Regions from separate parts of the Homo sapiens genome. Here region 1 is linked to region 2. A link is a contact called in ENCODE Hi-C or POLR2A ChIA-PET data. All regions are on one chromosome and are shown on one strand. The core of a region is the stretch at or near the end of the contact, and the rest is flanking DNA. Distances in the headings are between cores, read along the strand shown. Region 1 holds the start of TTC8 (tetratricopeptide repeat domain 8). Region 2 holds the start of LOC107984635 (a long non-coding RNA gene).

Region 1 (6,507 bases), core at 3,469-5,968, 610 kb before region 2:
AAAAACAGGCAGTTAATTTTAAAGGACTCCAGCTCTTTCTCTTCTTCAGGGGGAATTGAGTTTTCTTACATACAACTGAGTTTTTGCTTACACATTCTTTAATTTCTTTTAATTCCTATTTCAGTCTGACTGAAATTAGAGGAGCTACCTGGCTGCATACATTACTGATTCCCCGCCAACGTGTTTCTATGTTCTTTGAAAGACAATGTAATTGTGCCTTACTTGAAGTAAATTGATGTGATCTCCACAGTCATCCCATAAAATATTCACTATCATTATCACTATCATTATAATCTGGCTCAAAGGCCAGATTAAGATGGTCAAATAAATTAGTTTGTTAAACCAATTTAAAACACACAGTCTTAGCTTTGTACAGTGGAAATATGGTAGCCAATGAGGTTTATCCTAGGTTATTGCTAATTGAAAACTTTTTCCAATACCCTGCCATGACAACTTGCAAGATAGTCAGCACTGGCAATTTTTGACAGTCACTATGGAGACTGAATTGTTTTAGAAAAAAGTGGGAAGCAAGGGGAAAGAGATTCAGTAGGTGAACACATTTAGATCATGCAGGTGAAAGGACCACACTACTGTGGGTCACTCAATGTTCACATGTTCTGCCTCTCTCTCTGCCTCATCTGCCTTCTCCAAAGATGGCATGGTTACAAGAACCAGAGTGTAGGTAAGAATGTTCAGAGATGGAAAGTTCATGGTGCCAGTCTATGTTTGCTCTATCAAAAAGACTGAGGTTGCTGAGTGCTGTGGCTCACACCTGTAATTCCAACACTTTGGAAGATTGAAGCACGCAGAGTACTTGAGTCCAGGAGTTCAAGAACAGCCTGGGCAACATGGCGAGACCACGTCTCTACAAAAAATTTAAAAAAAAATTAGCTGGGCATGATGGTGCGTGCTTGTAGTCCCAACTACCCGGGAGGATGAGGTGGGAGGATCACCTGAGACCTGAAGGTTGAGGCTGCAGTGAGCAGGCAATGAGTCATGATTGTGCCACTGCACTCCAGCCTGGACGACAGAGCAAGATCCTGTCCCCAAACAATAAAAATAATAAAAAGATAGAGGTAAGTATGAGCTACACCTATAGCTCAGCAATGACCTGATGAGCAGCAGTATACATTTTAAGCACAAAACAAGTGGGTTAGAATGGATGATACCAATGGGTGGTCAATTTGAGGCAACAAGACTGATCCATGCTTTATGAATATTTAAGGTTTATTTTGCTTTCCATCTCTGTTTACAAGTAACACTCTTGTTTGTTTTGTCCTTTTAACGTATGTCTAAGAAGTAAATATCTATTCTATGTTTAACATGTTTCATGGGTTAATGATTTACTTATTATCTGTACTTAACATATGAACTGATGTAACATATACTTACAGATAAGTTTCATCTATCCCATTTGTTTTTCCTATTCTTTAGGGCAGAATTGAAAATTCTTAAATAATACAGCAAATGCATGTTACATTATGGATAAAAAATCTGAGGCACAGGCCAGTAAGTCCCTTCCACAAAGTCCCCACAACTTTGCCAAGGGCATGAAAAAGTCAGGTTTCAAATACAAAACATCTGGCCCCAGAGCCCAATTTTTTTTTTTTTTTTTTTTTAGTGACAGGGTCTTGCTCTGCTGCCAGGCTGGAGTGCAATGGCATGCTCATGGCTCACTGCAGCCTTGACTTCCTGGGCTCAAGGCTCAAGTGGTCCTCCTTGCCTTTGGCCTCCCAAAGTGCTGAGATTATAGGCCTGAGCCACCATGCCCGGCCTCAGACCCCACTTCTTAATCATCATCCTAAACTGATTCCTAATTTGCCTGAGAAAACACGGCTGCTAAATCTAACCTTAAGTCCAGTGCTCTTCGTGCTAATTACTCTTTGTGTATAAGTACTCTCCGGCCAGGAGATCTGTCTTGTTGATCTCTGCATTCTTACCACCAAGCACAGAGCCCGGGCAAATACTTGTTGACCAAGAAAATATCTCATTTTATGCCTTTTGTTTTTCTTTTGGGTTAAATGTGCAGAATAATTCCAATTTAACATTTAAGAAAATTTAAACTTTGGCATTTAAAGTTAAATTACCTTAGGTATTTGATTTAAGACTGATTAACCTAAAGAAATATCTAGTTGCTACAGAGTAAAAGATAAGGATCTATGAACTGAGATCTAGCATCGATTGTGAAACTAACCCTTTTAAAGGGCTTGTTTCTCTGTGCTTCACTTTCTCTAGGAGGAAAATGGTCCTAGTAACTCTTATCTATTCCCTTCACCAGGAATTGTTACATTGTCTATTCTTCCTATTACTAGCATATCTTTAAAAAAATGGTTTCTGCTTTATCAGTTAGATATTATTAAAAAATGTAAGTCTGTCTATAAATTCATAAAATCAATGAACCATAAACATATTTACATGATATTAAAAATAACATATTTTTATATCCTTTTAAAGACACATTTTATGCTACATTTGGACATGTTTAACATCCTGTAATTTACTAAATATCCTACAATTTTCCTCATTCATTTGACTTTTGTGAGAGGAAAAAAACAGCCTTCTGAAAGAAGTTAACACACATTATATGCTACTAAAATATTTTAATGCCTCATTTGTTCCACATTTATTTATATGTTTATTGGCATGTTTATTTCCCCACTTATGTAAATAGTGTTTCTCTGTAGGAAGTTGGCAATAATCTCAATAGATACATGACTAGAACTCAATGTAGTGGGTGATTAATCCTGGCTACCCATCAGAATCACCTGAGACACTTAAAAAAACAAAACCGATGCCCCAGTCCTACCTCAAACAATTTAAGTCAATATTTCTAGGGCTGGAATTGGGACATCTCTATTTTTAAGAACTTCTCAGATATTCTACAAAATACTTGACCAGCACTTTTCAACACTGTCAAGGTCATCATAAACAAGGAATGTCTAAAAAACTGCCACAGTGTCAGAGGAGGTGAAGGAGACATGATAACCGAATGTTATGTGGTACCCTAAGTGAGATCCTGGAATAGAGAAATAACATTAAGGGAAAACTACTGAAATCCAAATAAACTGTGGAGTTTATTTAATAGTAATGTACCATTGTTGATTCCTTAGTTGTAACAAATGTATCATCTTACACTAAAACAAATGTCAACATCTCACACAATAGAGAAACTGGGTATATGGGAACTGTCTACTATTTTTGTGACTTTTCTGTAAATCGAAAACTATTCTTTAAAAAAGTTTATTTAGAACATCTGACTATATGCTAGAGAGTAAAAGATAAGGATCTATGAACTGAGATCTAGCATCATTTGTGAAACTGACCCTTTTAAAGGGTTTCTCTGTGCTTCACTTTCTCTAGTAGGGTTGAAAATCACTTACATAGTAATCTGCTTACAGTGTACCAGAAAACAAAAAGACGCTGTGAAATATTGAGCCCAATTGTCAATTGTCGGCATGTGCGTTCTTAAAAATTTGACACTCAGAAACCATGGGCTGCTTCATTAGGACCTTTAGGGAGATTACATTTCTACCGGCAGTTCCAGGAGAACACAAATAGACTAATGACAATACACTTAACTGTAACAATGACAATCCTGATAATTACTGACTTCCAAAATACAACAATTCAAGAAAGACTGCTTAGTAGAGAATAAAAGGTAACAATAAATTTCTTAGTTTAGAAGCATAAGTTTCATTTTAATACCTATGAAAAATATAAATATGTGGATTAAATAGAATGTCTAATGTTTTCTCAGACCCCAGTGGTTTGAGAAAAGCCTACCTGGATTTAGCCGGTCACACCTCTCTTTTCATAACCATTGCAATTTTAAGCATATTTGTCATCTGTGCAAATTTCTAGAGAAAAGTCAGAATTGTGTTTGAAGAAATCACTCTGCACAAGTAAACCCTTGCCAAACAGCAAGTGCCAGGAGACGATGTTTCACAAAGCTTTTAAAAATTATTATTATTATTATTATTATTATTATTTTGCACACATTATCTAGTTTGGTAAAACTGTCACCAATTTACAATCCGGAATCACCATGTGAGTCGAATTAACAAATGTATTAGCAACTTGTAGTCAACCAGATTGCAGTTCCAGCTCCCTAACTCAATGCAATTTTAATAATTTCTCTTCTCTGAGTCTATCTCAGTTTCTCATCTGTAAAATGAGTAAAAGCAAACCACTTGCAGTTCAGATGTTGAGATTCGGTGGGAAGGACCTCGAGAAACAGCGGACAATTTCAGGATTTAGGACTTTAGGTCTTGATGGGTGGATGGTACTGTGGAAGCTGTTTACTTGTTTGTATTTCTAGAATCGGAAGGTAAAGCGAAAGGGATGGAAACGAGCGAATGGAAGAAGTAGGACAGACACCAGACAGAGATCAACTCCAGGGACTCTTCCGGACCTGCAGGGCAGGCAGAGCATTCGGTTGCTAGGCAGCTGCGCCTCCTGGGAGGGTGGGGGACCCCAGGGGCAGGTGTCTAACTCACTACCTTTTTGTTTAGCCGCGGTGCCTTCTTTTCAAAATCAATGAAACCTGTAGCCTTTAAAAGTAGACATCTTTTTCCAACCAAGTTTAGGCAAGCCCTGTAGCCGAGTTCTGCTTGCGGTTGTTTTTCTTTTTCCTGTTCTCAGGCGCGCTGCGGGCACCTCTCGGACAAGGCCCCAGCCGTCGCGGGTTGCCGGGCAGAGTCGGACGCCGCCAGCTCTTCACTCCACGCCCACCTCTCTCCTGGAGCGCTGGGCCTTCGCTGGCCGCACCGGCAGCCATGAGCTCGGAGATGGAGCCGCTGCTCCTGGCCTGGAGCTATTTTAGGCGCAGGAAGTTCCAGCTCTGCGCCGATCTATGCACGCAGATGCTGGAGAAGTCCCCTTATGACCAGGTACCGGCCAGCTCCCGTCAGCCTGTGCATCCTGACGCTGAGGCTGCGGGGTCTGGGGCATATCCCAGCCCCGGGTTGGGAGGCCGGGGAGGAAGGCCCGAGGCGGGGCTGACCGTTCGGCCCTCGGAGGCGCCCGGAGCGAGACCTTGTGGAGCTGTGACTAGCGGGTCCGCTGTCCGCCACGTCCACGGGGATAGCAAGTTCTGTGCCATGACCGCCCCCTCCTCACAATTTTCAGCCTCCCCTCCCCTATACGTGTCCCAGAATGAGAGCCCTGAACTTTACTTGACGAGGAACTTTGATAATTCGTTTATACTTGCATATTGATGGGCTTTAAGCTCTCAGCGTGTGCGTTGTTAATTTCTAAAAAATATGCATAAACAAAGATCTGTGACTCTCCACCTCCTGTTAACATAGCTGCCTTCTTCCTTTTGGATCGAACATGTGATCCTCCCACCTCATCTTTAGACTGTTGTCCAAGAGTGAAGGAGGCCATGAGTTTAGCTTGAGGCAAATATGCAAATTAGAAGAATGAGAATCTAGGAGGGAGAAAGATACATTCATTATTTAAAAAATTACCTAGGCAAGGGAAGCTCTAATTGTAGGAGGGAGAAATGGGAAAGAAAGGCTCCTTACAAGAAGGAATGATGGCATTGATGAAAAGAGAACTTAAACTAGAGTAATGTGTATAGCGAGTGGAAAAGGTAGTATACAATGTACGTGAGCGGTACAATTCTGGTGGGCAGGTGGCTCCTGGAATAGGCAAAAAAGGAGAAAATGGGAGAACAGAAGTAGCGCTGCGGCAGTTTGTCAGTGCTTTTAGTAAGTGCGGAATATACCTACGTAGTTCTAGTTCCCTAGCTTTTCCTCTAGTGGTGTTGCCTTGGAGATGTTAGAAAAAATGGAAAATTGAAGGGAGTTACAAAAGCGGAGGCCTGAGTGTGAATGCTGTTACTAGGCTCTGCCTTAGCTCCCAGCAAATGGATGATGGATGATAACCTGCTGAGATGAACATTTTGTCTTTCAGATAGTACATCTCTCTTAGAACAGCCTACGTTAGTGGTAATACAAAGCTAGGTTCTGTTGTTAGTTCACATTAATTAATAGGACTATATTTCTGTAGACAAGCATTTTTCCAAGGTTTTTTTAAATTTTTTTTATTTTTTTTTATTTTTTTTTGAGACGGAGTCTCGCTCTGTCGCCCAGGCTGGAGTGCAGTGGCACGGCGCGATCTCGGCTGTCTGCAACCTCCGCCTCCCAGGTTCAAGCGATTCTCCTGCCTCAGACTACCGAGTAGCTGGGACTACAGTTACGTGCCACCAAGCCTGGCTAATTTTTTTGTATTTTTAGTAGAGACGGGATTTCACCGTGTTAGCCAGGGTGGTCTCGAACTCCTGACCTCGTGATCCGTCTGCCTCGGCCTCCCAAAGTGTTGGGATTACAGGCATGAGCCACCGCGCCCAGCCCCCAAATGTGTTTTTGGCATAGTAATCTTATAGATATTGCTTAAAAAAATACACAATCAAATATGTTTGGGACTTGTGACAAAATATTGACCCTTTACGTTGGTACAACAGAAGCTTGTTAAGAACCTTTGATGTGGCCGGGCACGGTGGCT
Region 2 (6,809 bases), core at 2,935-5,434:
TTCTCCTGCCTCAGCATCCCAAGTAGGTGGGATTACAGGCCTCCACCACTGCGCCCGGCTGATTTTTTTTTTTTTTTTTTGTATTCTTAGTAGAGATGGGGTTTCACCATCTTGGCCAGGCTGGTCTCCAGCTCCTAGACCTCGTGATCCACCTGCCTCGGCCTTCCAAAGTGCTGGGATTACAGGAGTGAGCCACCGTGCCCGGCCAGGACTTTTTAACTGAATGAAAAGGCACTACTTGCAAAAACTCAAAGTTCAACTTCTATGTCATAATCAACAAAGTATGGTGTATCTTTGTAATAAAAAAATAAATCAACTAGATACTGAACGTCACCAACAGAGTGTAAGTGCCTTGAGGGGCAAGGGACTCTGTTTTCTCTTCTGCTCATAGCACATGGCACAGTGGTAATAAAAAATATTGATCACTTAACAGGAAAAAAAAAAAGTCTCCTTTTTATCCCTCTCTCAAGCTGGCATCTATTAACTCTACAGATCAGTCAGAGAAAAGTAGCCTCATCAACATTTTCCTCCTCCAAAGTTTTTAAGAGATTTTATTGTTTTCCTCTCTTTAGTGAGTACACCAAGTACCATAGTCTCATGGGTTTCGGTGGCTAAGTCTGCCAAAGTCTTATCCACGCCAAGAAATAACTTCTCTCGTTTTACTTTTTCAGAGGGGTGTGAAAGAAAACAATTGATTCTTCTCTCTACGAGAGTCTTTTTAAAACAAAGTAAGAGCTCTGAATTTGATGAACTCTCTGAGAAACAGAATATAGATTAAATGATTACTAACATATTTCCCTGCAGCACAAAGTTCTTTTTTGGAGATTAGCAATTTATTCCATTTATTACAACAGCCAAACCTGAAGTCTCTTTTCATTGGCTAGTCAAGTTCACCAACCCTTTCTGTTTTGAAATCCTCACTCCTTCCCAAAATAGTGTATCTTGTGCCTTTAATATTGAGGTTGAGGTGCAGGCAAAAGGTGTCCAGAAATTGTGAGACGTGACTGCATGTGAGTACTCAATCTTAAAAGGGTCGGGGCTGGAAAGGAAGCAAGCAGGTGAATTGCTAGCTCTTTCTGTGGGTATGTTCAACAGCACCTCACTTCTCTGCACTCAAAGACGTGATTCTGACTGGTTTCAAAGATTTGGCCCCCAAACAACCAGGCGTCCTTTTTAAGTTGGCATTGCTTCCAGAGAGGAATCCTGAACATGTTTCCTCTATGCCTCACACAGCGCCAGGCCAGCTGTCTAACAATATGGGTCCCGGAGGGGGTGCTGCCCACGTTGGTGACGGCAGCCATGAGTGCCTGTTGCTCGCAGCAGACGTCAGAGAGACCTCAGCGCAGGGGTCCAAGCACCTGGCCAAGGCACCCTGCGCAGGCCTCCACGCCCCACGAGTGCCTGCAGAGGCTACCTGAGGACCAAGGTGGGCATGCCACGGTGTCCTGGACTTCTGGATGGAGGCCAGTCCCAGGGAGTGAATGGCAGAGCTCTCCGGAGGCTGCCCAGGCCAGGTTCAATGGGAGGGATGAACTTCATGACATCCGTTCCAAAGAAATCCCACCTGCTACTGGCATGCCTAGGCTTGTCTTCCCCACATACCAGCCTCCCAGGCATGTCTCCAAGGGCTCAGTGAGGAGGCAGCTGCAACAGTTCGCTTTCTCTTAATGATTTGGAGTTGGGAGGCACAGAGATGGGGAAGAGGTAATGACCATTCCCAGTGATCCTGGACCTCCGTGTTGGCTGCGACCTTGAAAAGTCATGCTGTCAACCCCTTTGTAGAAAAAATGCAGTTTTCTTTGTCCGTGGAAATCTGGCCTCGCAGATTTATTTGCTGTAGCAAGTTTCTTTACCCTCATCACACTGATACTCAGAATTGAAACAGTTCAAACCTACCCTGAAACATCCTTCTCCCTCCAAATTCCAGTGACATCCTCGGTCTAAAACGCCTGGCACCATGTGGGAGCCTGGCTCCGCTGCCTCTCAACGCACTGGCTTGCTTTTTGCTTTTGAGTAGCTTGAATATCAAACCAAGCACAAAGGGAATCATACCCAGGAGTTGCTGGAAAAAGCTCATTTCATCCACCTCATTCCCCCATTCTCTCTGGCAGACACAACTGATTTTTTTTTTTTTGAAGCCTGAAAAACTTCTCATTTAAACTTGGGGTGCAAAAGGCATGTGAAGTGGGAGAGTTGCTGCCTGGACCAGCGAAGGGTTAGCCAGGGAAGGATTCAACGAAATACAAAAGCCAACACAGACCTGAAGGGGAACAGGCGGCCCCAGCAACAACTGCCAAACTGTCATTTTGCTCCGCGGCTGAACAGAAGGCTCGAGTAATGACAACCACAAAACTCATTTAAAGTCTGAAAAGGTGACTAATGAGCTCATTCATGCTGGCTATAAATTATTCACTACAACACTGATCCCACTCAAGACAAACAGTAAAGTAAACTTTAAACACAGACATCGCTGGCCTTCCAAAGTGGAACAAGTTATGCCTGTAAAAGTTTTCACAATGAGAGAGATACTTGTCTCCCCCTTGTCTATTGTCACATTCGTTCTTCTGTTTACTTTTTTTTACTGCCTTTAATCAAGTTTAAGCAGACACAGCTGTTACACATTTATTTCTCTGAGTTTTTTTCCATTAGTTATTACAAGCAATCATGATGCTCTAAAAATAGCAGCAAATTATATTCTCTAGAAATTGAAGGCTGACCTTAAAATGAAGCCCAGGTCTTCAGAAAGAATATTCATATGCACATGTTGGATAAATGACAACAATGCACAAAGGCAAAATAAAAGTACAAAGCTTTTTCCACTCTTTGAGAGGTTTTTGATTTGCTTCCAAATTTCCTTTGGTTCTGGTGGAAACAGGTTGCTTCAAAACCTTACCATACAGAACCTGCTTCCAGTGGTCATGATTCCAGTTTGAAGGATTTTCCTTCAAACTTACAATCTTAAGGCAATCAAAGAAGAAATGTTTCATTTAGGCTTTTTCAGCACAGATAAACACAGCAGCAGGTTGCTGAAAACCCACCACATTGCTGCAGACTACTTTCGGTTTCCTGTTTAATATTAAATAAAGAATTTTAGCTCTTCTGTTTTTATAAACTGTGCTATTTGCTACTACTGTCACTACTAAAAGCATTATGACTGGGTGGATAAGTAGTCCTATGATTTTCAAGCCTTCTTTTTTCTTTAATCTTAGTATCTATTTTGAAGACATCGCGAGAGTTAAGAGTCTCAAATCTGTTTAATTGATTTTTTTATTTTTAAAAGGCCCAAATAAGTACTTCCGTTAGCTCTTAGATCTCTGAACATTATGTATTTTTAAACCACTTTGAATACTTTGAAAAGGGCCACAGAAAACACTCATATTCAAATACCACCAGACGGAGGTTCTGCCTAACCAAAAGTAAAAGCAGAAAAGTTTAAAGCTGAATTGTGCCCTGCACACACCTTGAGATTGTAGGGGTGAAATGAATGGTCTTGGGCCGGGGATCTTGCTAAAGGCATGATAAATCATGCGTTGCAGGCAAATTAAGACCCAGGCTCTAACTTGAACCTCAGACTGTGCCAAACTCCATCTCCATTTAAGGAAAATGGTTTTCTCAGTTTCTTGCACATGACCTAAAGGCTTGTCCAGTCATTTCCGTTGTCTGAAATGCAAAGCAATCTTTCTTTTTTAAGTAGAGAAAGAAGAGTCCTGAAATATTTATAGGAAAGTGCTTCACTACCTACTGACAGCAATGTGGTTGGTCTCTACGTGTTTAGCACATTTTTTTTTGTTTGCTTGTTTCTTTGAGACAGAGTCTCTCTCTCTCTCCCAGGCTGGATGGAGTGCAGTGTTGTGATTTCAGCTCACTGCAACTTCTTCAGCTTCACTTGAACCGGGTTCAAGTGATTCTCCTGCCTTAGCCTCCCAAGTAACTGGGATGACAGGCGCCCACCACCACACCCGGCTAATTTTTGTATTTTTGGTAGAGACAGGGTTTCACCATGTTGGCCAGGCCGGTCTTGAACTCCTGACCTCAGGTGATCCACCCGCCTCGGCCTCCCAAAGTGCTGGGATTACAGGCATGGGCCACTGCGCCTGGCCAGCATGTTTTTTATCCATGTTTCTGTAGCTAGTCAAAAGCCATTCTTTTGACCCTCTGTGCAAGAGTTCTTGCAGCTGTTTGTTTTTGTTTTTTTATTTTGTTTCGATATGTTTTATTTTTTTAGAGCAGTTTAAGGTTCACAGCAAACTTGAGTGGGAGGTACAGAGATTTCTCATTATCCACTGCCCCAACACAAGCATAGTGCTGTGGTTGTTGTTTTGAGAAAGAATTTCACTCCTGTTGCCCAGGCTGGAGTGCAATGGCACAATCTTGGCTCACTGCAACCTCCACCTCCTGGGTTCAAGCAATTCTCCTGCCTCAGCCTCCCGAGTAGCTTGGATTACAGGCGCCCGCCACCACGTCCAGCTAATTTTTGTATTTTTAGTACAGACGGGGTTTCACCATGTTGGTCAGGCTGGTCTCAAACTCCTGACCTCAGGTGATCCGCCTGCCTCGGCCTCCCAAAGTGCTGGGATTACAGGCGTGAGCCACCACGCCCGGCTGTGTTGTTGCTTTTTTATAATCAAACAATATGTGATGTAAAAACCCAATTCCAACCAAAGAAATAGGAAAATCATAAAGAACATCGCATTGCAGTCTCTGCTGCTCCACAACTCGCCACTAACTGGATCCCTGTCACCTCTCTGTGGAAGGGTATAAAGGAAATATTGGTTTGAAACTAAGCCAAATGTCCCATCTTTTCCTAGCAATGTGTCTTGCAGGCAGACTCCACCTCTCCATTTATGGGTGGGAGACCTGGAATGTCCAGTGACGGCCCTAACACCACCCTGCTCCTAATTTTCCTAGGAAGGACCAAAGGTGATGTCAATTTTGCCTTGAGGACATTCAAGGCGCTTGAACAACAGGAGTCAAAACAATGAACACCAAGTACCCAATGACTGCGATCCAAAGGATTATAAAACATGCATAACAACAAAAGCTTCCTGCAGGCCAGGCACCGTGCCAAGAGCTTTACCTGCATTATTTATTCCATCTTTCCACCACCCTTACAGGATAGGTGCTGTCATCCTCATTTACAGATGAGGACACCAAGGCTTCAAGAAGCTCACTCATTTGCCAGAAGTGAAATGCAAACTTAAAGATCCCCATGTCCCTCTGGCCTGCACAGCCCCACCGCCTTGACCACTGCTCTCACCTGTCTATTGCTATTCTCCAAGATCTCATTTCCAAGATCACAGAATGTAACTTTCTGCTGGTCATCTCTACCTCTTAGGCTTCTTCTTCACAGTTTTGGGGTTTTTGGGAGGGAGTTTTTGTTTTGTTTTGTGGCATTGGTTTGGTTTGAGTTTTGCATAGCATTCTTCATTTTCTTTTTCTTTATTTAGAGATGGGGCAGAGGGGTCTCACTATATTGCCCAGGTCGGTCTCAAACTCCTGGGCTCAAGCGATTCTCCTGCCTTGACCTCCCAAACTCCTGGGATTACAGGCGTGAGCCAACGAGCACCTGGCCTGCATAGCATTTTTCAAGGGCTACTAATCATAGTCACCCTTTCTACCCTCACCATTACCTACAAATGCTCACATAGAAACAGACACATTTGGCTGGGCACAGTGGCTCACACCTGTAATCCTTTGGGAGGCCGAGGCGGGGTGAGTCACCTGAGGTCAGGAGTTTGAGACCAGCCTGGCCAACATGGCGAAACCCTGTCTCTACTAAAAATACAAAAATTGCTGGGCACGGTGGCTCACACCTGTAATCCCAGCACTTTGGGAGGCCAAGGTGGGCAGATCACAACGTCAGGAGTTCAAGACCAACCTGGCCAATCTGGTGAAACCCCATCTCTACTAAAAATACAAAAATTAGTTGGGCGTGGTGGTGCGGGCTTGTAGTCCCAGCTACTCGGTAGACTGAGGCAGAAGAATCGCTTGAACTCAGGAGGCTGAGGTTGCAGTTAGCCGAGATCGTGCCACTGCACTCCAGCCTGGGCGACTAAGCGAGACTCCATCTCAAACAAACAAACAAACAAATAAATACATAATACAAAAATTAGGCTGGGTGCGGTGGCTCACGCCTATAATCCGAGCACTTCAGGAGGTTAAGGCAGGCAGATCACGAGGTCAGGAGTTCGTGACCAGCCTGGCCAACACGATGAAACTCTGTCTCTACTAAAAATACAAAAAATTAGCCAGGCGTGGTGGCAGGCGCCTGTAATCCCAGCTATTCAGGAGGCTGAGGCAGTAGAATCGCTTGAATCCAGGAGGCAAGGTGGCGGAGGTTGCAGTGAGCTGAGATCACGCCACTTCACTCCAGCCTGGGTGAAAGAGCGAAACTCTGTCTCCAAAAAAAAAAAAAGAAAAGAAACAGACATATTCATTAAATGGACAAACGTCTAAAAATACTGAAATATCCAGGGCAATGGTCACACACCAGTACTGTGCTTTTATCAGAATTTTTTTTTTTTTTTTTTTGAGATGGAGTTTCACTCTTGTCGCCCAGGCTGGAGTGCAATGGCCCCATCTTGGCTCACTGCAACCTCGCCTCCCAGATTCAAGCAATTCTCCTGTCTCAGCCTCCAGAGTAGCTGGTATTACAGGTGCCTGCCACTACGCCCGGCTAATTTTAGGTATTTTTAGTAGAGACGAGGTTTCACCAGGAGTCAACCTGGTCTTGAACTCCTGACCTCAGATGATAGCCCCACCTCACTGTCCCAAAGTGCTGGGATTACAGACGTGAGTCACTGCGCAAG

What was found. A loop is a pair of places that touch in the nucleus more often than their neighbours do. ChIA-PET counts read pairs that join two places held with the same protein, here RNA polymerase II (POLR2A). Pooled maps may share reads with other maps.
Region 1: a pooled map shows a loop between it and region 2 (7-fold over the local background). The contact joins the promoter of TTC8 here to the enhancer-like site in region 2. A Hi-C loop is called at or near these places in 1 of 37 single-sample maps with no recorded cell type and 5 of 50 pooled maps. POLR2A ChIA-PET finds 5 or more read pairs at or near these places in 1 of 52 experiments (activated B cell).

The regions. Positions count from the first base shown.
Region 1 is chr14:88,819,933-88,826,439 of GRCh38, forward strand. TTC8 (tetratricopeptide repeat domain 8) reads left to right here and starts at 4,719. Exons shown (of 15, transcript NM_144596.4): 1 at 4,719-4,889. The coding sequence starts at 4,776. It also overlaps the pseudogene RNU4-92P. RefSeq lists an enhancer at 4,371-4,730.
Region 2 is chr14:89,427,411-89,434,219 of GRCh38, forward strand. It overlaps LOC107984635 (a long non-coding RNA gene), which reads left to right and starts at 944. Exons shown (of 2, transcript XR_001751025.2): 1 at 944-1,010; 2 at 1,928-3,662. It also overlaps a transcript of FOXN3 not described here. RefSeq lists enhancers at 1,094-2,293, 4,703-5,256. Within about 2 kb of position 4,185, at least 2 of the 41 ENCODE cell types and tissues checked have a DNase peak (open chromatin) inside an H3K27ac peak, as active enhancers do.